2 separate regions of the Mus musculus genome follow, and region 1 is linked to region 2. A link is a loop called in an ENCODE intact Hi-C map of the cell type or tissue named here. Cell type or tissue: heart. All regions are shown on one strand. Links, peaks and the distances in the headings refer to the core of each region. The heading gives the core; the rest is flanking DNA.

What was found. Hi-C counts contacts between places; a loop is a spot of excess contacts. Peaks named below come from ENCODE experiments on the same cell type or tissue, not always from the same donor. Only the 100,000 strongest peaks of a DNase experiment are listed, where the experiment ranks them.
Region 1: a loop joins it to region 2, with 5 times the contacts of the local background. A loop is called at or near these places in 11 of 42 quality-filtered maps.

The regions. Positions count from the first base shown.
Region 1 is chr19:40,429,339-40,444,606 of GRCm38, forward strand. The region is part of intron 2 of Sorbs1 (sorbin and SH3 domain containing 1); the gene reads right to left. Among named protein-coding and RNA genes, the nearest start is that of Sorbs1, 77 kb to the right of the region's middle. In heart, for the core only: a CTCF peak has its summit at 5,924; DNase peaks (open chromatin) are centred at 5,413, 5,933, 7,663, 8,553 and 1 weaker place; H3K4me3 peaks cover 502 bases; H3K27ac peaks cover 4,872 bases.
Region 2 is chr19:40,507,823-40,523,090 of GRCm38, forward strand. It overlaps Sorbs1 (sorbin and SH3 domain containing 1), which reads right to left and starts at 5,914. Exons shown (of 29, transcript NM_178362.1): 1 at 5,549-5,914. In heart, for the core only: a CTCF peak has its summit at 5,983; DNase peaks (open chromatin) are centred at 4,329, 5,239, 6,009 and 6,639; H3K4me3 peaks cover 3,516 bases; H3K27ac peaks cover 3,670 bases.

The DNA of each region.
Region 1 (15,268 bases), core at 3,836-11,835, 77 kb before region 2:
GTCACCACCACCACCACCCCAAATTAAGGCAAAGAAAGCATCCAGGGCATGAGTCAGGAGAAGAATAGAGCTGACCACAGCAGCAGAGGCCAAGGTCAAGGAGGTTACTCCCAGGAGACTGAGGAAGGGATAGGAAGAAGGGGAGATGGAAAGAAAGAACAATAAATAGCCCATGAGCACCTGCTCCGTGCCACACACTGTCAGGTCCTTCCTTTATCTGTCTTCTCCTGTCATTGTCATCCTATATGTAAGGGGAGAAGCAAACCTCAGAAACTAAGTGACCCTCCCAGGTCAAATACCCAACAAACCCCAGCAGGGGGATTTTAGCTCAGTCTGAATCCAAAAGGAGTGGTCTCTGCTGCAGTAAGAAAAGAGACCTTTGAACTCCCACTGCCAAAGACAAATAAACCAGAGTAAGTGCGCCTTCTAGACATTACTAAAGATTCTATTTATAGCCTAAAACATGCAGAAACCATTCAATAAATGCTGAATCATATATGCACACATGAACTACATAGTTACCTAGATATAAACATCTGGTTATTATAAAGCTCTGCCCGGGTCAGATGTGGGGGAAATCATTTAATAGACATGCGTTTGAGGAGTGTGAACCCATGAAAAAGAAGGCTTGAAATACCATCTTCACTCTTCTCCTCTAGCACGTCATACAAAAATAACAGGAAACGGAAGAGGATGAACATGGGATCCGAGGAAATCTAAGAGACACATATAACCCACAGGCACCATACTGTGTCAAAGCTTCTACGTCAGAGGTCAGTTCAGGAACATGCAGAGGTTAAGTTCACCTTAGGATACATGTGTTCCCACGTCTATCAATATGCCCAGCACTGGCCCAGCACAGACTAGTAGGGCTTTGTTTCTTTATTTCTATTGTTCATTTACTCTCTGACAATTTCATACCTGTAAACCATGCCTCTTCATCATATATATCCTAACTCCTCCCCCGCCTTTCTCCTTCAAATATGCCCCCCCTCTCTAATTCATGCCTTCACCTGTTTTGGTTTGGGGTGTTTTAGTTGAGATTTTTTTTTCCCCATAAGTGTAATTGATGCTGCCTATTGGAATGACTGGTTCTGTTGGCTTGATCTTACACAGGTAAGCATACCTATTTACAAGTAGAAAGGCTAAGTCATGTCAAGAAGACACATTTCACAGCACTGTCCCTGAGCCCCACTTGGCATATTCTTCCTACCTCTTCTTTATTGATGTTCCTGAGTCTTGGGGGTCAGAGGGGGCAGGCAAGGTTAATAGAGACGCACCAATTAGGGCTGAGCACTCAATAGAGACTAGTGTTTTTAATTATCATATCTTCACATGGAGATAAATATCCTTGTATCAATGGGGAAACTGAGGTACAAAAAGATTAACTGGCTAAAACCATGCAGTGCAATAGTAACAGGAGAAAGCACTCATGTCCCTGAGTTCTCAAGTTCTGCTCATAGCAGCAAAACAGTTCAGTAGATGGACACCATTATTCACACAATACCATGCTTAGCTTCACAGGTAAAAGAGTGAAACAATTGCTCTCTGATCACACAGCCACTTTTTAAAACAACTGGTTTTCAGAGACTAAGCAATTCAATTTGTAAAGTGAGAAGACCTCCAAGATCATGGATTAAAAGAAAACAAATATCAAGGTAAAGAATATGGTGGAGGGTGTACACAGAGGTCCTTCTGGGTTAATGCAAAAGACATCTCCAGGAGAGAATGCAGGCAAGTGGTGCCCCAGACTGCCTCTGAAGAGAGCTGGCCAAGGCAGGAAGGGCAGAAGATTCACTCTTATTGCAGATATTTTCCTAATTTTTAAGTTTTATACACGATCACATACGGTCTATTTACTTAGAGAAAACTAAATCAGGAGTAAAATTAATTCACAGTGAGGTAGAAGCAATGAAAGTAATCTGTGATAACAATCCTCTGGAGAGATTGTTCACAGATGAGTGCTCTTGCTGTTCTTACAGAGGCCCCAAGTTCAGGGACTCAAAACCACCTACAGCTCCAGTTGCAAGGGATCGATCGGATGACCTTTTCAGACTTCTGAGGGCCTGCACAAATACAGTGCACATGCGTGCACTCAAACCCCACACATGCACATGAAATAATAACCAATTGCTTTTTTAAAAAGCATGCTATAATATGTCATTTAAACTTTCCATGAAGGAGTAGACAACTTCCTGCTATTTTTCATAGAAGGATTCTGAACGTTTTGAACTAGAAAAAAAAATGCACTTGCTTTTTTCAAACATGACACCGTTTCATTAAGATATCATCAGTAGAGCTAAGAACATTGCCTAGTGTACAGAAGACCTGTACAAGGTCCTAGGCTAGATCCCCAGCACACAACAAACCAACCAATCAACCAACCAACAAACAAATAAATAAATAGATGAGAAACCCTGGTACATAATAGGTAGATAAATGAATGAATGAATGAACGAACAGGTAAATGTATGTATATATATATATATATGTGTGTTTGTATGTATATATGTTTGTATGTATATGGTAGACAGCTAGCAAGAAAAAGACATTTCCTGTATTTGTGCACAGAGGAGGCACTAGAAAAATTAAAATGAAGACAGCAGTTAATGAACCAATACAACCACCAAGCAGCTAAACTAGAAAAGTGTGTGTCACCTCCGTAACACCAAAGAAACAGAGTCTCTCATGTCCTCCAAGACTCGCATGGCATCCTGCCTTGTCAACTTCAAACAGGGGTATTATTTTTAAGCTACTATAATTAGTTACCATTTGTCTATGAATCAGCCTTTATGAGGCAATAGCATCTAAGCCCATCAGATGAAACACGAGGCCACATCATGTCTGTTTATTATTTTGAAAAGGGAGGGTGCCAAGTTTCCTGCAACACCCAAGTCAAACACTGAAATTCAGAGGACAGAATGTCCCGCTGTCCACATTTGAAGATAGGACTATATTTTCATCTAATGCATCAGGTTCAGCTGGCAACAGGAAGGAACTGAATTCCAGAGGCCCAAAATAGGGTGTGAGTACTAAAGCACCTCTCGCCACTCATTGAGGGTAGTGTTTGTCTTTTAATACATTATGTTACAGCATTTTAAAGTGTTCATTTCATCAGCAAACATGAAAAAATGCCTGAGTGACAGGGAGTCAGCAAATGTGTTGAAGCTGGGGTTGTTGTTCTGTTTTGTTTTGCTTTGCTTTATTCCCCAATACAATGATTTCCTATGTTTCTCAGCACTTCATTCGCAAGCATGACTTCATATTAGCCTTTTCCGGAAGGTTGTAATACCTTCAACAGGTCTCGCAATACAATAGACTTTTTTGGTCTTCAAAGCCAAATCCAGCCAGAGAGGAAGCACTAAGACCAAAAAAGACCAAAGTGTGATAGCTACCTTGGTGTGCCCCCGAGATCCCATTAGAGGACATGAGCTCAAAGTCACAGCTGATAGGGACATCAGATAGCAACAACACCAGAGATACCAGCACAGGTATATGAGACAGGACAGCGGCCGTCGAGAAGAGGGGACTGGCTTTTTACTGAACACATTTATGGTATGAAAGACTTTTTAATACACGCACAGCCATCTGCCTGCATAAATGGCTACAGATGTGCCTGCAGCCACTTTTAAAGCAAGTATATGAGTTCTGATCCCAGCTCTGACAATTCCTTCCAGAAAGTGTTTTAATACATTAGAACATTGGCTACCTCCACTATACATAAACAACAAGGAACAGGGACTAAGAGAGCTGGAGTAATACTTGCCCAGGGTCAAAGCTCTCAAAAATCTGAAAATCAAAATTATAGGTGTGTGTGTGTGTTTTTAATGATTATTAAATGTTTTCTCATACAGTGCTTTATAATTTTTACTTTTAACAATCCTCTGGTAAGGGCACTATTGTTTACTCCTTTTTACTCCTTTAGACAGCCCCAGAGAGGTTTAGCAACTTTCCTGGGCTCCAGAGCAATGGAATGTGAACTTCAGCAGCCTAGCTCCAGGCACACTCTACTGTACACTACACAGTGCAAGCCTACTGTCATCGTCATCATATTATGATTACCCTTACATCAATCCCAATTTCACAAACGAGAAAAAGGAGGCTCAGAGGTCGGTCACAAGCCAAGATCACAAAGCTGGCAAGTGGCCAGGACGTGCAACCCAATCCACATGACTACAAACAAGGTCTCCCAACCAGTGAACAGACTTCAGTCCACGGACATCTCCATGTCAGACCTGATGCTCTGAAAATGCTTCTTCTTTGTTAAAGATAAAGGTAGCGGCAGCTTCCTTTAGGAGCTGAAAGATTTTTCACTTCACTTCTAGACCAGATCAACCCTTCCCACACTCCCTGGGGCCCAGTCCAAACCAGCCGCAAACAGCAGGTGCCCAGTCATGGCTGATGCCAACAAAGATGACGATGACAGAAATACTTTAAATGCTGGGCTATGACTTCCAAAGGGAATTAGACAAGTCTGTTATTTTCCTTTTTTTTGGGGGGGGGGGGGGGAGGGGCAGTTGTACATGGCAGAATGCTAGCAATTTCTAAAGCACTGTGAGCAAGTAGGTCCTAACTCAACAGGTGGGACGACGTTTCTCTTCTTTACTCTTTCCTACCAACCTTTCAATTCACAGGTTCCACTCAGACTTCCCTATGTTGTCACCTGCCACCCTAGAAGACAACTATTAGGTTTGATACTCTAGACTCACACACACTCGCGCGCGCGCACACACACACACACACACACACACACACACACACACACACACACACACACACAGAGTGGTCCTAGCACAGCGCCTTGCAGATGAAAGGCTCACAATATGTCTTCCTTGATTAGAATGATGGACCAGGCTGGCTTTCAAAGCGCTCCCTTCCACTGTGCAAGTGTTGCCAGGCAGCAGTCCTGTGCTGCTGAAACAAGGATGTGAGAATCATTTTAATTAGCACTCTCATTGTTTGTATGCAAATGCACACCCCTAACGTGGGCTCTTTAAAAAGCTTTCCTTAAATCAAACATCCCTCACTGTGATTTGCCTCTTTAAATCCTCTTCCACAGACAGTAAAGAGATCAACCTCAATAGAGCCAGGAGTCTTAATGATCCCAGGTCTGTAACAATAGACTTGAACTTCTTTGCTCTATGAGGTCAGCTCAGGGTTTCTCCTTGGACTTAGTCATCCCAAAACAAAATGGGTCCCAAGCTGCAGAACAGGGGACCACGCCTGGATTGCAGGCTGAGGGTCTTCAGGGTCACCACTGATTTTCCCACCTCCCTCTCCCTTCCCCACACACTCTGCTTTCTACTCAGGCTACTGAGTTCTCTCCACCAGCCCATCCCTAGTTGGTTCTTTCCTTTGGCTTCTGACCTGGTGGTGGGGGTGCCTCAGCCCAGGGAGAGGCTCACAAGCTCCAGGAACATTCAAGCACAGTGGAGTTGTTAGTAGACCAGCCCAGCCCAGCCAGCCCAGCCCCGTCCTGGGTGGGAGTCCTAAGGGACAAATCATCTGGGGATTAAGGGTGTGCTGGGAAGTTCTGGGTGGTCAACAGGGATGAATCCTGTAGGGAGTCATTACCTCTGCCCTGCAAGGTTGTAGCAGGCAGCCAGAAAGCCAGCCACAGAACTGGAGGGAAGAGGAAAAAAGATGCTGAGTTCTTGGAAGGGAAGTAGGGAAATCCAAGTTGAGAAAAACCCTTTGGTTCAGAGAGGGTTGGGAGGCAGAGAGCTACAGAGTCTGGAAAGTTCTTTAAAAGGCTCCGAAGCCCTCCTAGCACTGGAATGTTCTATTAGTGTCTGGGCCACAATAAAGGGAGCGGGGTAGAAGCTGAACAAAGCACTTGAGAAAAAGATAAGGCCTTGGATGAGTTAAAACAGTGGGGTATGAATAACCTTCAGGAGTGTGAGACTGCGTGGGCCCTAGAGGACAGCTTTGGGTGTTGCACTTGTTTTGTTTTCATTAAAGGCAGCGTCTCGCTCACTTGGCACTCAACAAGTAGATGAGGCTGGCTGGCCATCCAGCTCTGACTGAATGAGCCACTCTGCCTGACTTCATGTGGTTTCCAGAGATGGAACTCGGGTTCTTACAAGAGAACTCGGGTTGTCCACTGTACCGGCTGAGCTATCTCCCTAGCCCCGTCTGCAATTTTAAAGTTGTTCTCTTGTCAAAAAGAGAGGCAAAGAGGTAAAGAAGCTGCTGAAGTGGCCACTGTAATACGACAAGAAAAACTTGCCATGTGATGCTGCCCCATCCAACCACAAGGAGGATCTTTTTGGGAGGAAAAACCCATGAAAGCAACTGAGGCAGAAGACAGACAGGTATGAGACAGGCCAGCCTCAGCTGCTTTAGGAATGGCAGGTTTCCAGGTCCATCAGATCCTTGGCAAAAAAAAAAAAAAGTGACATAACTGCCATTGATGAATCAGTGATCCTTCAAAAATCTCCAGGATGGAGAATGGGTTGAAAGAAGGTTCTAGAAGCATACCAAGAAATCTCACATCAGCATCCATAAAAGTTCAAACCTAGACAATTAAATAAATGAATATCTAAGAAAAGCAAATACTGACTGCCACGAAAGGACATATGTTCACAATGAATAAGTACGGAGCTAATCAGCTGCCTTTCAAGATTAGATATATTAGATGGATGTGGGGGTCACTGGATCTCTAATGAAGCTCTGTATTTCCCTGTGAAGATGATAAAAAGAATTATCATGTCAGCATGATGTCAGCATGATGTCAGCAATCCAGCAGACTTACACAAAGACTAAGTCACCACCCACTAAATGTAACCAATCTGTGGCAGGCATCTGAATCTAGCCCTGTCCTGGACATTTTGATAAATAACATAGCTAAAGATGACCAAAGGAGGGAGGGATCACTACCCCTCTAGACCCTGTTACGACTGGTTTCTAAAAGGTCTTCAGATTTTTAAATGAATTATACCTAATATAGTAGAATCAGAGATGAAAGAACATAAAGTCTACATGTAGCAGATGGACGTTGGAGGCAGGAGCATTTCATGGACTGCTGACTTAGTAGAAGGAATGGCACACTGAGACCCTTTCATGACCCTCAGAGAGAGTCACTTCAGCACACAGTTCTAAGGATGGTCTTGCCCTCTCCCACAGCCTCCTCCAACAGTCTATCTGTAACCACAGTTCCCTATTACAACATGAAAAAGTTAACTCATGGCTGCAGGAAGACTGGAGCCCGAAGCCTGGGTACAGCTGCCACGGACTGCAGCTCTTCAGGTCACAGCCTAGGAACTTTCCATGAGCTACAGCCTCTCAGAACCAATGCTGACTGACCTGTCTCAAGATTTCAGATTGTCATTCTTGAGACTAGCCTGTGTTGGGGGCTCCTGTGGACAGGCGAGGGAACGTCAGAAACTCTTTAAGGTTGGTGACACATTGCTCACTCAGTGACCTATGACTGACAAGTTATGATCCCTGATTGGAAACGCCTGGCTGAACTTCTTACTTAGCTCATCAGTCAGACGGGCATCTTTGGACTTATTTTTTCCAAGGAAGGGGACGTCCCGGGAGGAAATAAGCAGATGCCAAGCAGAGAATATAGCAAATCAAAAATCCTTCCTGACACAGGCCAAACTCTTGGCTGATGCACTTCTAGCTCAGTGCCTGGAACTCCGACCAACCCTGGGAGGATCAGACGCTCCCATGTGGCTGGAAGCCAACAAGGCCCAAAGCGACTTCAGAAATCCCTGAGACCAAAAGCACTGGATTTCTTCCAAGACACGGGATTTCTAAATCCTGTGAGCTTAAAGGTCACTGTACATAGTGTAGTTCTTACTTTAAAAAAAAAAAAAAAAGAGGCAAAAAGGAAAGGCATACAGAAATGCCTAGGGAAACAATGTTGCAGAGTTCCAAAAGAAGGGAAAGGCGGCCAGGCACCATGGTGGCTCATGGCTACAATCACAGCTCTCAGGAGGCTGAAGCAGGAGGACTGAGTCCCAGGCCAGCCTTGGCTACACAGTATCTCTCAACAAACAAAACAAAACGAAACAAAAAGCAAAAGAAGCAAAAGAGCCTTTTAAAACCTCTGTTCTCCAGTGACTTTTCAACAACAACAACAACAACAAAGGCAGTTTTAGCCATCTACTATTTGGTTAGTTACCAAAGGAGCCTAAGGTTCAAACCAGTCATGACGCTCACTGCCAATGGTCAACTCTGAACTGACCCTCAGAACTTGTGATCAGTGGGAATGGGGAGCAGAAAAAATATCCAAGCAGGCATTTCTAGACAGCCCAGTTCCAAGGTTGGGTCTTGAAACACACAGATTCACTTTTCTCACTGACACCAAAGCATCCTGCTGCCTCCCCACTTAAGGCTTCCCTTATCCTGTGGGCTGTCAGATGAAACATCCACTGTGTGCCGTTCTCGACACATGCTAAGAGTGAGAACAGCCAGGACAGGTGAAAGCAAAGGCACTGAATATCTGACACCACAGCTCCGAATGTGCAAGCCCTCTATTTACTTAGCAACAGTTGCTAAGATTCAGCCTGTCCAAAGATAAACCAGGACAAAGCGGAAAGGGAAAGGGAAGCGGGAAAGGGAAGCGGTGAGGTAAGGACTGCCGTAAACCTGGCACCGTGCAGGGGAAAAGCTCTTAGTGTTGTCAGGACACTGTTCCCCTCCCCAGGAAAGAAATCCGATGCCACAACACTCTGGGCAGTTGCTGCAGCCAGGCACTAAGAAGAGACAGAAAGCCACCATCTTCACACACAAACACATTTGCAAACCATCATGGCACATGGCACTGGGAACAGCAGGAGGGGGAATCTGAGTCCTTGCTTTGCCTGGAACAAACCCTGAGATGTAGGTCTCTGCAAACTATACAATGAACGAGCTATGGGACCGGAAAGATGGCTCAGTGGTTAAGAGCTTGTTCTGTTCTTGCAGAGGATCCTATTTTCATTCCCACCAGCCATGTCCAGCTCCAAGGAATCCAACTTTCTTCTGCCCTCCGAAGAGACTTGTGCCCATGTGCACATTCTCACACACAGATGCACACAGATGCACATAAATAATGGAGCAAATGAGTTAGAGTTGCTAATATGGTTTCCTTGCAGCTTTAACATTCAGTTCTCTACCAATACCACAGTGAAGTCCACAACCACCCAGAGGGCACATACCAAGCACCATGTGCCACACTCTGCTAGGTACAGGACAGTCTTACGCTCAAGGAAACTTCCAACCCACAAATACGAAAGGCCAGAGCAAGCATGGACAATGCACACGTGGCGTACACAGGGTGAAGGGATGTAGCAAAAAACAGAGCAAGAAGCAACCGTCAACACCTTGCCTGGAACGAAGCCTAAGCCAAGACTTGAGGTAGGAGTTAAGTAGTGGAAAGGAAGGGAGAAAAAGGGTTAGTTAAGTTCATCTGGTGAGTGTCAAGCTAAAGAAAGGCAAAAAGGAACAGCAAGTCCAAGAGAACCCAATAATGGCCGACACGACATGCCCGAGAGGAGACCTGAAAGATAAAGGACTTATCTACCATGCTGGGAAGAGAATCTCACAGCATTACTGAGCCTTTGCCTCTCCTGCTGCTCACCTCAACAACTCCCTAGACAATCACCTCTCAGAGTCAGAAACCGTTCACACACCAGATCTACTTATACCAACAGCACAGCAAAAACCTAACTCCGACGCCCCAGACCTGGACTTTCAAAAGTTCCCAAGCCTCAGCTGACTTCCTGAACAGCCGCAGCACCTGCGAGCATGGCGGCTCCCAGAGGCCTGCTTTCAGTTCTTAAGCAGCTCATGGTGCCTGGCCCACATCAGCTGTCCCAACTAGTTTCCATCTTCCTCAAAGCCACAACCACATCCCGCCTACTGCTTTCCCACTCCGAAGATGGTCTCAGCTCCCTCTGTTCGAGGGAATGACTGTCCAGCAAGCATCGCATAGCAATAGCCCAGGTTTCTTCCTAGATGGCCTAGACAAAGCCACAGGACTCTCTATAAGGACTGAAAGAAGAAGAAGAAAAAAAAAAAAGTAGATGTGATTAAAAAAAAAAAAAAAAAACAGGGCTGGAGAGATGGCCCAGTGGTTAAGATGGCCCAGTGGTTAAGAACACTGACTGCTCTTCCAGAGGTCCTGAGTTCAAATCCCAGCAACCACATGGTAGCTCACAACCATTTGTAATGAGATTTGATGCCCTCTTCTTGTGTGTCTGAAGACAGCTACAGTGTGCTTATATACATAAAGTAAATAAATAAATCTTTAAAAAAAGAAAACAGAAATAAGATTTGGTGGATCTTGCCTAGACAGAAGGGTCAGGAATCAAAGGGCATCTTTGGCCTCACAACATGGTAGCAACCAGCCTAAGATACAAAGGACTCTGACTCAAAAAATAAAAACAAAACAAAACAAACAAATTAAAACAGAAACTTAAGTCAACAAATGCTGCCACACACACACACATATTTAACTAAGCTCTGAGACTAGAAGACTAGTGTGCATACACTAACGTCAAATAGTACTTCTTGTTGATCTGCAAATGTTGGTTCAATAAACTTGTCAATAAATCAACACTTTTGGTGTCAAGAGAACATCTACAGAGTTCAAACACTCACAGGGTCATTGGGTAGTGACTCAAGAACGTAGCCTAGAATTCTACCAAGCAGATGCTTTCTAAAACACAATGCCTTGGCAAGTCTTGATTTCAGTCCTCTCACTTGCTCCATTTATATAGGTTTCTATAGGGGTGGGTGGATGAATGGCTGGGTGTGTGCCCGAACACACACACTTTTAAGTACTCTTATCCCATGACTGGTAACACAGGCTCACTATACAACACCCTCGGCATCCTGCACTCACTATCTCATGTTGAACATGCTCTCACACCTAAGTTTGCTCTGCTAAAGCCTCTTTACCATTTTTTTATGGTTTTTCTGAACAACACTTTTGTTTTATCTGCCAAGAGATGGTATACAACGGGCTTTGAACCTGTCACAAAGAAAAGAAATAAAAGTATCCTCCTACATTTGAAAACTAGGTGGTCTAAGTCTCATGAGAGCCATGAATATGAGTGAGCAGGTAGCACTGTGTATCTCTCCATAACGTAAGCAAGCTAAAAGCCCTTCTGCCTGGCTCATTCCTGCACCATCGTCTACAGAGTCTCCTCCCAGGGGTGCTGTTAAAAGGCTCTATCGTGAGCTGACGCACGGTAACTCACTACTTAGTTCTTCCTTATGAGTACTACAGGTAGCCATGCAAAATAAATGAGGAATCGGGGTTCTTCCACTATGACTCAGCTCAGTTAAACCTGCAGAGGCTGTCAGAGAGCAGGAGCCCCAGGTTTTCCAGAATTTATGCCCATCCCTAAGTGGGTGCCCCATGTGAACAAATAGAATTTTGGACGACACTAGTTTCACTCTTCTGTCAGAAGGAGAGGATGCAGAAGGGAGGGCTGGTGGTTCCAGAGTAGTCAAGGCCTCATATGTGACCAAGGTGAGGGTTCTAGTCTCTCTATGTCCTGCCCAGTACAAGAGTCTGGTGAGCTCTAACCCCCAAACCAAGAGCTAAACATGGAAAGGGCTGAGATTTCTTTTATCCTGGCTACTATTTCATGCCCAGGGGTTTCTGAAGACTACTAGGGAGAGAAAAGGCACAAAAGAAACAAAAATTCTTGAGCAGACAACTCATAAAATATGAATGGTTGAATGGTCTACATGGCCATTTAAGTTTTAGGCTAGATTTGCTATCTTTTCTTATGGTTGTGAACGTCCTCTTCTGTTATCTACTGGACTCGGGACAGCGTGATTGGCTGCCAAATACCAGACAACTCTGTGTCTTGTTAAAATGCTGGCAGGAGCTGGGACTTAACTCAGTGTTATGTTGTTTGCATAGCATGCATACATGAGGCCCTGGATTTAATCTCAGGCATTCCAACAGATGATGACAGACGGACAGAAAAGGAAATTAACATGCTAGTAGCAGCAACAGTTATTGAACACAGTTAGATAAAAGGGATAAGTTCTGTTCCTTAACAGTAGAATAACTATAGTTGACAATTGACTGAATATTTCAATGCACATAATAAAGATTATGAATGCTCCCAAGGCAAAGAAAGGTAAATACCTGAAAGAACAGAGAAACCAATCACCTGGGTCCTGATTATCACAAGTTACTCTTTACCCCATAGACACAAGGACATCTCAAATAGAAATCAAAACAACATCTTTAAAAAGACGATCATTTATATTATTCAGTCTTATATTTGTATATTATAAAAAGGAGGAGGGGGCAAAAGCCCTTAGACCTGGTCAGTCTTCTCAAGTTCAGAAGTTTATTATATAAAAGAGAAAGCTAAGAATACTTAAGAGCAAACAATATAATTAGAAAATTTGTACAAATGTTTCTGACAGGGTAACTATATGAGCAAATCAAATTATACAGAGTTCAGAATGTTTCAAAACTAACATAATGGCTTTATATTTATAAAGAATACTAAAAAAAATTATTACAATACTTTCTGGTTTTCTTCCATTTGAAGGAAAAAAAAAAAGCATTTAAGTTGTCCAACCACTCCAACTATTTTGCCCCTATTGTTTTAAACCAAGTTCCCCAATTTCAAAAGCCGGGAAAACAAAATGTTCTGTTGACCCTAAAGATCTCTTGATTTTTCATGATAGGATTTGAGACAAACTTGGAGAGTTACAATAGCCAAGCCAGGGAGATCAGAATAGGATGCCCTAAGGAGATCCAAGGACAGCAACAAACAGCCATGCCCATGCAAGAATTCCACCCAGTATTAATAGATGGTCTTGTTTTTCCAAAGCGACTAAAAACCAAATTATGTGAACATTTCTGAGTATTAAATTCTGATCTCCGTTTCTAAAACTTTTAAAATGCTGCTGTTTGTGGACACCTATGAAGGACAACATGGCAACAGTACAGTGTCTAGCTATGGCTTTTGTTGGCTGGTCTTGCATGTACTGTAAAATATATGCATAAAAAAAAGGAGTTTTTCTCTTGGCCGAAGAAGGGTCTGAGGAGAGAGTAAATGAGCCTCAGGGAGGAGAGGGGTACAAGCTTGACTGTGAGAAAATAAGACTAGCCAAGGTGTCTCTGCAACAGCAACTTACATAAGAGTGTTTCCAGCTTTGAGTCCATATTGGGACAGCTCTGGAAACTACAAATTGCACTGAAACGGGGCTGCCTTCAGCACAGCTCTATCTAATCAGAAAAGCAATCTTCAGAGTGGGTGCCTGCCACTCAGAGCCATCCAGAGGTGGCCACATTTAGAACTGAGTGTGACTAAGCATAACTGAGCAGGGAGTGTCACCTCCTGGAAACGTACAAGGGTTCTATATGCAGATCATATACATACATACTCACCTCAAAGCAGTTCCTGACCCCTCTCCGAAAGGTCTAAGAACCAATTGGGATGGTTTTGTCCTATGATGGGCAGTAATCACTGGCTATAATGCCAATCTCCTTGTTCTAGTGACAACTCAAAGCACAACCTAATGTTTATGCCCCCAAACCTGGACCAAAAAAGAAAGTCGGGAAATACTTTATCTATCCTTGCAATAGTCACTAGATGGAAGGGGAGAAAATATCTTGTTTCTACACATGGCCAGCAAATGTGACATAATTTCCTGCTTGTTTAAAAGGTGTAAAAATCAAATGTGTAAATCTCTTGAAAAAACATCAATATCTAAGAATGATGATAATGCTGCACAAACTGAGTTCTGGCCAGAAAGGAGATTTACAAATCACTGGTAACAGAACAAAGTTACAGCCCTAAGAAGTACTTGTAGACAATGAAATTGCAAAAACTGCCCAACAGACGCCAAGTAGTTCCCCTCTCACACGTCTCTATGTCGTCATCAACTTACGCAAACTAAATTGTGAGCCTTTGAGAGAGAGAGAGAGAGAGAGAGAGAGCGAGAGAGAGAGGCAGAGAGGGAGGGAATGATATGCACACCTGTGTACAGATGTGTGCACATAAAGGACACTGTCAAGTGTCATCCCCATCACTCCATCTGGGAGTGGTCTCTCCCTGAACCTGAAGCAGTTTCCACTGATAAGAAAATAAAAAGTAGATAGAAAGGGTGGCGGGGGGAGAGAAGAGAGGATGAGAGAAGATGAGAAGAACAGAGTGTCATCTGCACAATTGTATGCAGGTACATGCACAGGGTACACAGAGGCCAGAGGACAGCATCAGGTACCATCTTCTATCACTCTCTACCTGATTCTTTTGAAATGGGAGCTCTCCTCAATCTGAAACATGTGTTTCTTCAGTTGATCTGGTACCATCAAGCCCCAATGATCCTCTTGTCTCTGGCCTCAACAGTGTAGACACGTGTATAAATGAGACCACACCCAGCTTATTCCATGGGTTCTGGGGTGCCAGCTTATTCCACGGGTTCTGGGATGCCAGCTTATTCCACGGGTTCTGGGATGCCAGCTTAGGTTCTGGTGCTCAGAGAACGAGTGCTTCTAACCATCTCTGAGCCATCTCTCCAGTCCGGACAGATTGTTAAGACAAGAAAGAGTCTGGATTGTATTTTAATCTATCTGAACTCTGAGATTAGAAACGAGAAACTGCAACAGATTCCAGATTTCAGAGAACCTAGAGCCAGTTCCCAGCACCCACGTGGACCTTGCAACACCTGTAACTCCATTTCCACGGGATCCTATGCCCTCTTTTGACCTTCAATAGGCACCAGGCATGCACACAGTGCACAGACATACATGCAAGAAAACCACTCATGCATACAAAATAAGTAAATCTATGAAAAAAAATTAAGATTTCTCTCTAAAGGGTGTGGTGAAATTCACTTGAAATAGTCTGATCTGTGAGCCAAATTATGGCAACTAAACCACACCTAAAATCCTTATTTGCCTAAAGCAGTTAAATAAAGTGTTCATTAAGAATACCCTAATATCTTTTCAGAAATCAGGAACAGAGGAAGGGAAGAAACTGGCCTGGAATGTCATACCTGACACATCCAAAACTCTGAAACTTAAGTTACCAACCCTTGCGATAGATCAATAATAAACTTGAAGAGCTAAAAAAGACAATAAGCACTGTGAACAGGCAGTGACTTCAATCAATATAAACTAATATGAACAGCTACATACAGACCAAGAGATAAAAGAACTTAATGGATAATGAAAATGAAAAGAGATGCTAGTGTGGTCCTGTGTAAACAGAGTAAGTCATGCGAAAGCATGAAGTACCAAGGAGAACACAGTGAGAGAAAGGCCAACTCTCCTCTCCACACCGCTGCCCTTCCC
Region 2 (15,268 bases), core at 2,724-10,723:
GTCCCTGGGCTGGTGGTCCTGGGTTCTGTAAGAAAGCAGGCTGAGCAAACCATGAGGAGCAAGCCAGTTTGGCAGCACCCTTCCATGGCCTCTGTCTGCATCAGCTCCTGCCTCGAGATTCCTGCCCTGCTGGGTTCCTGTCCTGACTTTCTCCCATGACAGACTTAAAGATGGAAGTATAAAGCAACTAAACCCTTTCCTCCCCAACTTGCTTTTTGGGGATGGTGTTTCATGGCAGCAATAGAAACCCTGAGATGGCTTTGAAGACAGGAAGGCAGCTTGGAGTAGAGAATGCAGGCAGTCTCTGAGTAATGGCATCAATAAGCAATCAGGCTCTTCTCACCACAAGCACCAGCCTGCCAACACCGTGACTTTAGCTCTATGAGACCCTTCTCAGATTCCTAAAAGGAGCTAACAGAAGCAAGCCCGGGGGCCTGAACATCTCTGAGTTTATGAGCTTTGTTCCTGCAGCAATAGAAACTCCTCAGGACTGATTCAAGGGAATGGGTTACCAGGAGGACACTGCCTTCTTTAGAAGTCTCTCATTGTTCTGGTAGTTCTCTCCCCGCCCCCACCACAACCGTGTGTGTGTGTGTGTGTGTGTGTGTGTGTGTGTGTGTGTGTGGGTGTGTGTGTGTGGGTGTGTGGGTGTGGGTGTGGGTGTGTGTGTGTGTGTGTGTGTGTGTATGTGTGTGTGTGTGTGTGTGTGTGTGTGTGTGTGTGTGTGTGTGTGGGTGTGTGTGTGTGTGTGTGTGTGTGTGTGTGTGTGGGTGTGTGGGTGTGGGTGTGTGTGTGTGTGTGTGTGTGTGTGTGTGTGGGTGTGTGTGTGTGTGTGTGTGTGTGTGTGTGGGTGTGTGTGTGTGTGTGTGTGTGTGTGTGTGTGGGTGTGTGTGTGTGTGTGTGTGTGTGTGTGTGTGTGTGTGTGTGTGTGTGTGTGTGTGTGTGTGTGTGTGTGTGTGTGTGTGTGTGTGTGTGTGTGTGTGTGTGTGTGTGTGTGTGTGTGTGTGTGTGTGTGTGTGTGTGTGTGTGTGTGTGTGTGTGTGTGTGTGTGTGTGTGTGTGTGTGTGTGTGTAACAGGTATAGAATCCTCTCTCTTTCCAGAACTCCCAATATGGTGGAAGAAGACTAGAAGAAAACAAGGAAGTCAACAAGACTAACAGAAACAGGTGAGCAGAGGAAGGAAGACACCTCGAGGGAGTCTGAAAGTAGGAGGCACTGCAAAGAGGCAAAGGCCCCAACCTTTCTGTGGGAGGGGCCTGCCTCTGAGGACCTGGGAAAGCCAGTAAGTAAGGCTGAAGGGTAGCGTTTGAATCAGCCTGCTGTCAGAAAAGCACTACACAGAGAAACCCTGGTTCTGCCTAAAGTGGGCACAGGATAGGCCTGAGTTCAACCCAACATTCATTGGAAAAGTGGTAAGTATCTCTTTTCTAAAGGGTTGTGTGTCCAGCTACAGATAGTTGGGTTAGTCTAGCCTAGGAAACACAACCATCACACTAAATTCTCCCTGGATGGCAGTAGCCTGCCTGCTTCCCACCAGACTCACTGACAAGACCCATATCTACCACTAGCCCTTGGACAGTTTAAGCCTTCTTATGAAACACATTAACAATGCTTCTTCCATTGAAGGAAGAAACAGGATACACTTCTTGGGACAGGGCGTCCCTGGTGGCTCACAATATAAGGGTGGAAACGTGTTCTGCTGTTATAGCTGGTTTTGTTTTTAAAACAATAACCACATGACAGAGACTTTAGAAAAAAAGGGTTTTTTTTGTTGTTTTATTTTTTTCTAGAAAGAGTCAGTACTGACCTCAGACAAAAAGGGGGAGGGGAAAATCAATGGAAGGCCACACAGAAATAAAAAGCAGTTTAATTGGGTTTGCTTTTTGTTTTGCGTGTAAAATACATATATAGTCAAAGACATAAACTGCTTTTAAATTAAGAACAGAGAACATGAAATTTTAATGAGGCAATAATACACTAAAACACACTACAAAGATATATTACTAAGAGGATGAGGGAAGAGAGCAGGGAGAAGAACACAAGAGGAAGGGAGGAAAAAACAAACGGCCACAGGAAAGATAGGCAGGGGAAAAAAAGCCTCGAAGGTAACAAGATACAGGGCCACAGGGCCTCACAACATGCCTGAAGCATGAGGCCTGAAGAAGCCACAGAGACTTCTTCGTACCTGGGAGCTGGCCCGAGGAAGGCAAGCTCCTCACTGTTGGCTGTTGGCTTGGGCCACAGACGTCAAAGAATTATCATCTTTTATCCTTGCCTTTGAATAGTTAATGCTCTGGTTACCCACTGCTCCCCACCCTTTAATTGCTCACTGAAACGTGAGGGTTAGCACTAACGCAGGTCACAGGCCAGAGCCTCCCTACCTCCCAAAGATGATGAGCCACCATTCAGGAGCTCTCCTCTGGAAAGGCAAGACATGAAATGCTCTCTCATAAAATGTATGATGGAAGGTTAGATGGGAAAATTCTACCATTCAGTCCATGGAAAACTTTAAGGTTTGTATCGGAAATGTAAAAACAAAACAAAACAAAAAAATACACAAATATGAACCTGGAATTGCAGCAGAACTGGGCCCAACGTCAGCTCTCCTCAGCACACCTAATGCCCCTGAGTGTTTGAGTTCTCCCGGCTCTGGCAAAAGGTCTTGCTTGGCTCTGAACAAGCAGCTTCAACCTCATTCTACAATCAGAGTCAGCAAGGAAAATCTGTGGCAGGATCAGGGCACTTAACACCTCCACATCACCCACACTCACACACACACTTGCATGCACATGCGCACACACGAGCACACTCATCTCACACACACACACACACACACACTCATCTAAGGGGCTCCGATCCTTACTTCATTCCAAGGACACAGGACTGCTCTACTCCTGGCTCCAAAGGCTGAAGCTATGGAGTCTCCAGTCTCCCCCTTCATCTCTTGTTTCCTCCTCATCTTTCTCCTTCCCATCTTAGGCTCCTCTCACAAAAGGGAGGGCCTTACTCTGGACCACAAGACCCAGATCCTTATCCCCCTCTGCACCTTGCTAGTCGAGATAGACCTCAGACAAATGGCCACAACTCCCCAGCATCACTCCTCAGTGAAGGCCAGGAGGGATCAATCATCGAGGTCCCCCTCCCCATGTTCCCAATATTTAAACGCTCACCTGTGCGATCATAAATAAAACACAGGCGGGGAGGGAATGAATTATAGAAACGCCCTTTCCTCCGCAATCTGTCATCCCATCCTCACCTCCCCCACACACCAACTCGCTCCTACGTCCACGTCTCTCACTCTGGATCATTCTAGCCCTGAATTATTTACATACTCTAAAACCACATGAATCGCACCAATCAAGTAAAAGGTAGTCTGACTCCGACAGAAGCCCCAGCTCTCGAGTGCTTCTTCAGTAGTCTTGCTTAAATACTCAGAATTTAACATCTGACTAGCAAACAGCAAAGAATCTAAAATCGCCGTCACAAAATGTACTTGTGATTTTAAACTAAATGGTGCTTTTGGGAACCCTAGAACGTCACCACTCTAAAGCCTCTTATTTTACCAACAGGAACACAGCATAAGCCACAAGCTCAAGGCCCAGAGAGTGCTGATCAGAGCCAAAGCCAGCCTGCTTCTGGTACAAGCTTACATCAATTTTTTTTTTTTTTTGATCATCTATTCCTCCTTGAAGGCTAGTTAAATCCTAAATTACCAGTGAGTGCCTTCCACATCCACCTCCAGAGAAGGGTCCAGGGAGAGTGGAGTTTCGAAGACAAGGACACTACCAGTGCCACAGGCGAGGCTCTCTTCCCTGGACCCTATCTCTCCACACCCAGCAATCTGCATCCAACTCTATTTTGAAGAAGAAACAGAAGAGCTGAACGGGTCTTTGTTCTGCCAGGAAGAAGCAATTTTCTTTTCTTCTTTGCCATATTTACAACCCCATCCCAATATTCCCAATCTCTTCAAAAAGTTTACAGAAATTCAACTTGCTTTAGCAAAAAAAAAAAAAAAAAAAAAAAAAAGGAGGTAGAGCCAACAAAAGGGGGTTGTCCTACAGAGGTCGACCAGCACTTCATTCAGGTACTAATTGCCTGCAGGGAAGTCACCAGACTGTTACCACGAGTCCTTAGGCTAAGGAATATACCATCTTTGACCCCCTACCCTAAGAACTACTAACCCTTCCTAATCTGCATCAAAGGTGCCCCAGGCAGAGGTGGGCTAACAGACCACCTTTCTCCCCTCAGGCTCAAAAAGACCTCAGGGCTGGGCTGGCCAGGAGTTATTTAAGGCGGCAGCAGGAGGGTGGGGCAAAAAACTGTTGGCAGTATCTTCCTCCTCCACCCCTCCCCCTCACAGCCAACACACCTCACCCTGTAGACATCTCACTCACTCACTCACTCACTGAAGGCTGAAGCTATAAAATCTCCCAATGTGTGTTTTCTGTCATTGGCACGGCTGTCCCCTGCTGCTGTCCACCCCACTTTTAATCCACCCTTCAATCACCACCTCGATATCTTTCCAGCCAAAACACACACTTAAATGTAAAGAGAGGTATTTTAAAAAATCAAAAAAAGCATGTGGTCAGACAAGCTGTCCCTGGCCTTCTCCAAGGAAGAAAAAGGACACACCAGTGTTGGGGACTGGAAGATGGGCGGGGGGGGGGGGGGGGGATCAGTCAGCGGCCTAACATGCCTGGCAGGTTCTATGGTGTCTCTAGATGAACATCCCGCCTACTGACTGAAATCAATTTTAGCAATTTCAGTAGGTCGGCCGTGTGACAACAGGGGCAACCCAGAGCTCAGCGATTCAAACAAAAATCCAAAGGCTCGTCCAGAACATGCTGGGAAAACCCTCGGACAGGATGGAATGAGCCGGCTCAGAGGGATCTTCTGCTTCTATGTAGCAATGCATAATAAATTCTGTCCGCCCGGAAAAAGCACTGATGAATTTCAAAGGCATAGTATGACACGCAGAGGTTCCAGGATACAGAAATCGACAGCACGTCGCCCTTCAAAGAAGCATAATGACTTTAAAGCCTCCTTTCCCTCCTATCTCGAATGTCACCACCGCTTATCAGGGAAAAGACCGTGGAAACCCCGGGAGGGACAGCCTGGGAAATAAGAGAAAGGAGTAGCTTTAGGTCCCTTTGGTGATGGGCTGCCCTGCAAGATGCTGTCATCCAGTCATCCAGGGAAGCATGAAGGGGCCTGGGCGGTGAGCGGAAGCACCGTATACCCAGACACACACCCACCAACACGCTCGGATGCAGGCTGGTCTGGGCCAGCAGCGTAGTGCTTGCCCCCCTCCCGCCGCCCTCGGCTTAGGTGATGGAGTGGAAGGGTGTGCTGATGAATGAATACACCTGAGATGCCTCCATCCTGACACTTGCGCCCTTCTTCCTTTGGCCACTGCAGAAAAGACCCTCAGTAGTTTCACTTTCCAGCGCAAACCCACCAGGGCTCTCCCGTCTCCATCCACCCACACTGCAGCCAGGCTGAAGCGGGCGGACATTCCCTCCTAAGCAGAGGCCATGATCGCACTTACCTTCACCTACCAAAAACGAAAAGGCATAAAGAAACCTGGAATCCCCAAACCTCCCCGCGTCCTAGCAACTTTTCTTGAAGGGACGGGGAGAGGGGACACAGAGCAGCCGGGAGACACGGCTCGGCGAAGGTCCCCCGCGGCCACCCGGGGATGCTCTGGGAGAAGGGGGGCCCCCAGGTCCTTCCAACAGCTGGCCCTTTAAAAGCACCTCCTCCGCGCGCTGAACAAAGGCACCGCTCCGGGGGCCCGCTGCGCCCGCCCGGGAGCTGCCGCCGGAGAGCGCAGCCGCCGCCCGCTTACCTCGCGGGTCCCCGGCAAGGGCTTGCGCGCGTCCAGCCCGGCTCGCGCTCCACGCTACAGTCAGCCCCGCTCTGTTTTTCTGCTACTCCGAGCTGACTTCACCGACACTGGGGCCGGCCAATGGGCGGCGGCGACCAGCCCCTCATTAGCATGGCCTGGAACCGTCCACTCCGGCAGCGCCCAGGGGGCGGGGCCTGGCCGGCCGTGACAGGAAGGGGCGTGTGCGCCAATGGGGAGGCGAGGAAGAGCCCGCCGCCAAGCCTGCGTCCCTGTGAGCGGGGCGCGCGCCCGCGGGTTCCCGCGGATGTCGCGCGCGCACCCGCTAACCCTTTCTACCCTGGGCTGCCCGCGAGTGACTCCAGACGCTGGCCCTGTGGTCTCTATAAGGGTTTGCCCACAGAGAGCTTGAAAAGAACAGTAAGCGTAAAATAACAGTGTGTCCTAGCTATAAACAAATTACTTAACCCTGTGCCCTTTTGCTGATCTGTAAAATGGCACCATAATTCCTCTTGATAAAATGTAGTGAATAAAAGCTTGCCAATGGCACTGTCAGTCTGATTATATTCTACCAGACAGTTGCCTAATGCTCCCTATTTTCTCATTTGATTTTCCCAGCCTTGTGAAAAAGACGTTGTTACTAGTTTCTCGTTTTAGTCTTTATTTATTTATTTATTTATTTATTTATTTATTTATTTATTTATTTTTGGACAGGCGGCTCACGTATTCTAGCGCGGCCTCAAACTCACCGTGCAGCCAAAGATGATCCTTAATCCCACCTTCTGGGATTAGAGGCTGCCCCACATACTCACACCCCAGGCCAACCTCCTGACTCAGCCTCTAGAGCGGATTATTGGCTGCACCACTCTGCAAATTGGGGAGAAAAGAGTTTATTTGGCTTACACTTCCACAACACTGCTCCCCATTGAAGGAAGTCAGGACAGGAACTCAAACAGGGCAGGAGTCAGGAAGCTGATACAGAGGGATACCGCATACTGGCTTGCTCTCCATGGCTTGCTTAGTCTGTTTTCATATAGAATCCAAGACCATGAGCTCAGGATGGCCCATCCACAATGGGTTGGAACCTCCCCCATCAGTCACTAATTTTAAAAATGCCCTACAGGCTTGCCTACAGCCCCATCTTACGGAGGCATTTTCTTAATTGTGGTTCCCTCCCCTCAGATGACCTTAGCCTGTGTCAAGTTGACTTACAACTTTCCAACACAACAGAATAGTCACCTGAGCACAATTAATTCTTTTCTGCTATCTTGGGCAAGAATCTTCAGCCCAACTGTGTTCCTAGTTAGCAGGCTGTGTGGTGGGGTAAGAATAGGACCTAGTGACTGCACAGGCAAGGGGAACCCTGTCTGTAAAGGTTGTTAGATGTCAGGGAACAGTGACAGGTCCTGGCTGAGCACCTGCTGTCCTCAATTCTGTTGTCTGTGTATTTTAATTGAAGACTTCTAGCTGTCTGGGAGCTCGTGCTATAACCAAGGAAACAAGAAGCCTCCAGAGAACCCGGGGTCCCTCAGCACAGGGCTCTGCCTCGCCCAGACCTCATCCTGTTGCTTTGTAAAACACACTTCCCAGGCTCTGCTGTTACCTTATGCTACAGTCTGGACAAACAGCTCTCTGGTCTATAAAATAATAAAGCAGCAAGTATGAATGTGCCTGTATTAACAGTGCACTGTTGCACCAGGGCTGTGAGCTTTATATGCACCGCTACACATCTAACAACAACATAGCTAAAGGCACAGTGATACTAGGAGATTAGCCAAAGAGGTAGGAAATAGAAGGCAGAGAAACTGAGAGTTATCTACCTACCAAATCCAGGCAACAAGGTTTAGAACACACACACACACACACACACACACACACACACACACACACACACACAATGTCAGAACAACTCAATGTTCCGTTTGGGGCTGGAGAGATGACTCAGTGGTTAAGAGCACTGACTCTTCTTCCAGAGGTCCAGGGTTCAATTCCCAGCATCCACATGTTAGCTCACAACCGTCTGTATGTAATGGGATCTGATGCCCTCTTCTGTTGTGTCTGAAGACAACTACACTGTACTTATATACATTAAATATGCACCATTTAACAGAACACTAGGTAGCTATGAAAAATGAGGAAGTATTTTTGGTAATTTTAAAGGGGTGGGGAGCTGTGGAATTGGCTTAATAGTTCAGAGCGCTTATTCTCTTGCTGAGTACCCAGTTCAGTTTCTAGTGCACACACAATAGCTCACAACCATCAGTAAGCCGCCATGGCCCACTGTTGCCATAGCAAAACTCAAAAATGCTTATATTATTGAATGGGAAGGATGACTGAAAACTGATGTGTAAAATCTCATTACAATTTTTCCTCTAGAATTATGTATAAATATTTTTGTTCATCTTTGTTTTTCTGATTTTTTTTTCCCTTTATAAACATCTGTCAAGCCAAGTGGTGGTGGCACATGCCTTTAATCCCAGAGACAGAGGCAAGCAGATCTCTGAGTTCAAGGCCAGCCTGATCTACTGAATGAGTTCCAGGAGAGCCCAGGCTACAGAGTAAAACTCTATCTTGAAAAACAAACAAACAAACAAACAAACAAATAAAAAGTTATCAGATTATCCAGTGAACTTTTTAAAAAAATAATAATTTAAAAACGAAACACCAGACTGTACTCAGGAAAATTTGAATTCTACTCAAGGCCATTCTTAGAAATGAGAAAACTGAAACTCAAGAGACCTAAAAAGAGGTTGAACTCTTGAACTAACCCCTTAGTAGCTTCAGCAAGTGTCCCATTCCTCACTGGAAAGCATAAAATGAGGTGTCTAAGAGAGACGGAGAAATCTGGAAAAGACAGGAAGGTGGCAAGTAGAAGAGACAGAGAGGAAGCAAAACCTTCTACCTCAAAACATTTCTAAGACATCTCTTCCATGAAGACCAGAATGTGGTAGCTTGCTTCTGTGATAACAGCACTTGGAAGGCTGGGGCAAATGTTCAGAGTTGGCTTAGGCTACCCAGTGAGACCCAGTGAGACCCAGTGAGACCCAGTGAGACCCAGTGAGACCCAGTGAGACCCAGTGAGACCCAGTTTCAAAGAGCAACTCCCAAACTGTGGTCTAATAATAGTTCACAATAAAAGCAACCTAAGGGATTATTAGGTTTAATTAGACCGACTCATTCCTATCTCCAGCCATTCACTGATTCATCTGGGAGGGAGGCCTGGTGTTATAGATGTGGCAAGAGTAAGTTCTGTCCTCTCCCTGTTGCCCCAAGGTGAGGCCTAAAGGAGGCAGAGAGCCAGTCAAGTTCACGTAGGCTGTGCTGGTTAGTTTTATGTCAACTTGACACAAGGTAGTGTCATCAGAGAGAAGGAAATCTCAATGAAGGCTATGCCTTCATAAGATAGGACTATAGGGCATTTTCTTAATTAGTGACTGATGGGGGAGGGCCCATCCCACTGTGAATCCTTGTGCCATCCTTGGTCTGGTGATTCCTGGGTTCTATAGAAAAGCAGGTTGAGCAAGCTATGATGAACAAGCCAGTAAGCAGCACCCCTCCATTTGTTTCTGCATCAGCTCCTGCCTCCAGATTCCTACCCTGTTGGAGTTCTTGCCCTGACATCCTTCAATGATGAACTATGACGTGGAAGTATAAACCGTATAAACCCTTTCCTCCCCAAGTTGCTTTTGGTCATGGTGTTTCATCACAGCAACAGAAACCTTGACTAGGACGTGGGCCAAGGCCACACTACAGGCAAGCAGCCTACACTGAGAAATACCCCACACTTGCTTTAATGGTGTGATTGCCTCTCTTGGAGTTCTTTTATTTTCATACAAAAGGTCCTGAATTTTTATTTTGAACTAGACCCTTGGGTTAGGGTTATATCTCAATGGTAGAACACCTGCCTAGCATGTGTTAGGCCCTAGGTTTGATCGAAGAACTGGGCCCTATAAATAATGTAACTGGTCTTAAGGAGAGGAGACCCCAGGGCCTAAGGGGTAAAACTTAGGTCATTCATTCTCAACCTTCCAAATGCTACAACCCTTTAATAGAGTTCCTCATGTCGGTAGTGACCCCCAAATATAAATTATTATTTCATTGGTACTTCATAACTGTAATTTTGCTACCGCTATGAATCATAATGTAAACATCTGATATGTAGAATATGAGACAGCCAGAGGGGTCACGACCCATAGGTCAAGAACCACTGGCCTTGATTATAGATGAGGGCTCTCTATATCACAACTGTGTCTCTCCTATAGCTCACTTTCATTCCCAGCTCCCCAGGGACATGGGGAGGCCCCCGCATCCCAGACCCACAACACTTCACCTCTATCTTTCATGTGGAATGACGCATATTTGACATGACGTAGTGTATTTCTCTGTAGTTTTATTCCTCCGCCCCTCTTTATGTAGATTGTAAATGCCACAAACTCTCAGCCTGGGCCTGCTCATCTCAATAGGCCTTACTACTGTTCCTCTCACACTGAAAACAACAAAAAAAAAAAAAATCTACTTAAGTTTAATTTACTCTCATTAGTAACTCCTCATTTTCTCTTCATGTGCCTCAGATTGTTCCCAGCAGTGTCTCTACTACTGGAAACAGAAGTAAACTATGAAGCAGGAGAGTCCTGCATACAAACCGGAGTCAGCACCAAGCTCTCGAGTCACCCACAGGCCATCTCTCTCCCTGAGGAATCAAGAGAGGAAGAAACAAGGCTGCACAGACAACCTGAGTCACTAGCCTTCCTTCTGTCTATCCCTGGGGTTGCACAGCTTTAGTGACAGATCTCTAGATGACAGTGGCAAACTTTAGAAACAGCAAAATTTCCTTAATGAACAGACTCTCATCTAGGCATGGCAGTACAGGGGAGGGCAAAATTTATGCCTAAAATGTATAGAACTGATATAAACATTGGACGCACATACCATACTATAGCTCAGTGCCTGGGTTCCATTCCCAGAACCACAGAAAGACAAAAAAAAAAAAAAAAAAGAAAGAAAGAAAGAAAGAAAGAAAGAAAGAAAGAAAGAAAGAAAGGAAGGAAGGAAGAAAGAGAAGGAAAGAAAAGAAAAGAAAAGAAAAGAAAAGAAAAGAAAAGAAAAGAAAGATAAAAAAAGAAAAGAAAAAAGACTTGATGGAATGGAATGTCACTTCCAAGAATTCCACATTCTTTGAAAGCCTGTGACTATGAAAATAGTCACTGCCTTAGGGAAACTTGATGGAATGAGTGGGGAGTGGAGATTGGTCAGGACATGTCTCAGGAGCCAGGTCAAAAACAACAAGAGCAATGAGGATGTATACATGACTACTCAGAATAAATATAAATCATTAACACCAAGATTCCAGTTACCAGCCCCGTGTTAATCACCCACAAACATGTATTCAGATGTGTTTTATACTGTCCCTTGGGTGAAGGCTTGCATTCACAAGGGAACCCCAAGTACTATATTGTGTTTGACCAAGGGTGCAAGGTTTGACTTGGACATTTTCACATGTTCTTAGAGAGTCAAAATAATTATGATTTTAAAAAATGGGCCTTTGGTAGAAATCAGGCTGTAAAGCTGTCAGCCACCGTGTTGGCACAGTGTGTAACCAGTGTGTGTCCCTAGAGAAGGGCTCACACCCTTGGCTGGGAACTCAGCAGATAAAAAGACAAGGTGGCCTGCTGAAGGCATTGCTAAGAGATGTATCTTTTCTGGTTGGGACAGGAGAGTTGAGAGTCGTCAGTTAGAAAATGCTGAGCCTCAGAAGACTTTCTTCTGTGGAATAATCTAACTAATTGACTGTTTACTTGAGAAACCCACGTTTAGGGTGGGTACCCACAGCTGACAACTCTCCAAGAAGCCTTCCGATTGAGGCTGGGGAGAGGGGGGAGGGGACGCAGGAGGAGGAATGTGAGGAGGTTGACACAGAGAAAGAGAAAAAGGACAGAGAATGCAGAGAGCCAGAGAGACCATGTCGGATGGTCTGGCAGGGAAAATACAGCAACTTCAGGAACGGGGCAACTAACCTTACGAAACAAATGTAAATTTAATAAGGGTTTTTAAAACCAACAGCAGTGATGTTAAAGAGAGTAACTGGCTTTCCGGAAGCTGCAGGAGACTTATCAGAGGTAATTGGAAGAGTTCACTGAGGGACTCATTGCAGAAGACCAAATTAAGTCACAAGGATGCCTCGGGATGGGAATTTCTGCTTCGTGAGCATTTATCAAAAGAAGTACCGAGTGGAAAGAACAGAGAGAGACGGCTGAGGTACTCACAAGGTTTCAGGACCTTCATTACCTCAGCACATCTGCCCTGCCCCAAACATGGCTGCCTTGTCCCCATTCAGTAAAACTTAATACCTTTATTACCTCAACCCATTGCCCGGCATAGCAGTGTAGTCCCCAGGCCATACCTCTTAGGGAATCTTACTGCCTGCTTCCCTGACTAGCTGACCCCAGAGGCACTCAGTGAGAGGAAGTATGGGAAAGTTGCCTATTCCCAGGGGCATTTGGCAGTGAAAGCAAGGTTTGCCTGGCCTGCCTGGCTCTGCAGGTGAGAAAAAAAATTAACCAGACTGGGAATGTAAACTCAGAGATAGAGTGCTTGCCTAGCATACCTATAAGGCCCTAAGTTCAATTCCCAACATCAAAAGGAAGGAAGGGAGGAAGGAAGGAAGGAAGGAAGGAAGGAAGGAAGGAAGGAAGGAAGGAAGGAAGAACGGACGGACCCAGGAATAATGACCAGTGAAAGAGCAAGAACAGGTGGACTCTATAAAAGAGAACAAGTTTTTTCCAGCTGCCTACAGCACAGAGAAAGAGTGCTGCCAATAAGCTCTCATAGAGGAACGCAAGAGCCCCAGCAGAGCCAGAGGCAGCCCCTTTGCTTGGATTCAGTACGACCCTAGATAAGACTGTGGGGTGGATGTTGGATCAGTGAGTCTTCCCAGAAGTTGCTACATCTAGACTTCTGACAACCAAAGGTCATAAAGGCCGGGCACATCGCCACACAAGCAAGGCTGGGGTTGTGGAAAGAGAACTCTCTGCTATCCAAGTTATAAACATTATATGGTTTGCTGTACTGGCTGCTGTACTTGACATAAGCTTGAGTTATCACAGAGAAAGGAGCCTCCCTTGAGGAAATGCCTCCGTGAGATCCAGCTATAAGGCATTTTCTCAATTAGTGATCAAGTGGGGTGGGAGGGCCTAGCCCATTGTGGGTGGTTCCATCCCTGGGCTGGTAGTCTTGGGTTCTATAAGAAAGCAAGCTGAGCAAGCCAGGGGAAGCAAGCCAGTAAGTAACATCCTTCCATGGCCATCATTTCCTTCTTCCTGACTTCCTTTGGTGATGAACAGCAGTGTGGAAGTGTAAGCCGAATAAACCCTTTCCTCCCCACCTTGCTTCTTGATCATGTTTTATGCAGGAATAGAAACCCTGACTAAGACAGCTGCCTACAGTTCTCCATGTCCTCACTCAGAGCTGGAGAACCAGAAAATGGGGATGAAGCCCATTCCACCCACCCCTGCTATGCTTTGTCTCCTGGGAGAGATTGATAGATTCATAGTCAGTTGTAAAACTGTGGTAAATATTATGGTCAACAAGCCAATTTGTAAGGTTGTATGACCACCTAACACAGCTATCTAACTCCAGAACATTTTCATCATTGTAAAAAGCATATCCTATTCCTATTCCTGCCAGCAGGTACCTCACACATGCCTTCACCTCTCCATCCCTGGCAGTCACTGCTATATCTTCTATGTATGTAGATTTGCCTGCTCTGAACATCTCAAATGAAAGGAATCATATAACAGGTGGCTCTTTTGCCTGGCTCCACCCATTTATAAGGCTCACCTTTGTAGCATGTGTCAGTACTTTGCTCCTTTCCAATAATGGAATAATATTGGATAATATTATTAATAATATTCCATGATATAGATATGTTACATTTCTTATCTACTCACAACTCCATGGACATCTGTGTTGTTTCTACTGAGTGGCTGTTATAAACAATACTGCTATGAACGAACGAACGAACGAACCTTATCGAACAACGTTTTGAATGAACGTGTGTTTTCAGTTCTCCTGAGCACATAAATGGGTCATACACTATGTTTTACTTCTTAGGGAACTGACAAGTTGTTCCCAAAGCAGCTGTGCCACTTGCCATTCACACACACACACACACACACACACACACACACACATTCACACACACACACACACACACACACACACACACTCACACATACACACACACACATTCACACACACACATGCACACGCACACACACATACACACACACACATTCACACACACACACGCACATACACACACACACACATTCACACACACACACACGCACATACACACACACACATTCACACACACACACGCACATACACACACACACACATTCACACACACACACACACATGCACATACACACACACACACACTCACACACACACACACACACACACACGCACATACACCATGGAGGCCTGTAATCTACATCCTCACAAACACATGATATTATGTATAGCTGTTATGATAGCTGTGCTGATGAGTCGGAAGTGGTATCTCATCATGGCTATGGCAAACAATATTGAGTCCTGTGTCCTTTTTAGCCCTTTGTATGTCTTCTACTTTGTAGAAATATCTATTCAAACATTCTGTCTTACTAGATTGGATTGTCATTTTCATCATGGATTTGTATGAGTGGCAGAGAAGAGCACCGTTTAGCATGGGCTGGGGTGGGTAGGGAGCATTAGCAGAGGATATTTACAATAGAAGCCTTCCTAGAGGAGCTAATGTCTAGGGTGACCTGGAAGAGGTAGGTGCAGCATTCTTTTATTTAACAACTTCTTACCAATTTTCATCCTCTCCAACGCTGCTGGCACAAATTGATTGAGTCCTTACTCTTGAGGAGAGGAGCAGCTATTTGGGACTATCTATTGCTCCTGTAGAGCCCCAGATGGCCCTGCCCTGAATCTTCTCCGTTAATGTAGGTCTTGGATCCCACATGTGCCTTCCATTTGATAACCACACTGGGAGTTAACCTACTGACCCCACGGGTCAATTTGAGTGTCTGTTTATGGCCTGCCTTGGAGCCAGGCCTATGGCACTCAGGTCCTTGCTGGGTTCCAGTTCCTGTAAGACACCCTATCTAGGATGAGATTGGGTGCTTTCTAATACTTCACACACTTCCCAGAGCCAAAATCTCACTCTAGTCAGACCTCCTGAGGACCTAGCGGGTTCCAAATACACAGAATATTTTACACACCAGATACACGACAGAAGAAAGTCTTGTTTGGAATAGCTGCTCCAATATATTAAGACTTTTAAGTAGGCTATAGAATAGCATATATCATGTCATATTTAAATGTTTTAATCATGTATGTATGGGGGGAGGGAGATATGTGCACATGAATGCCGGT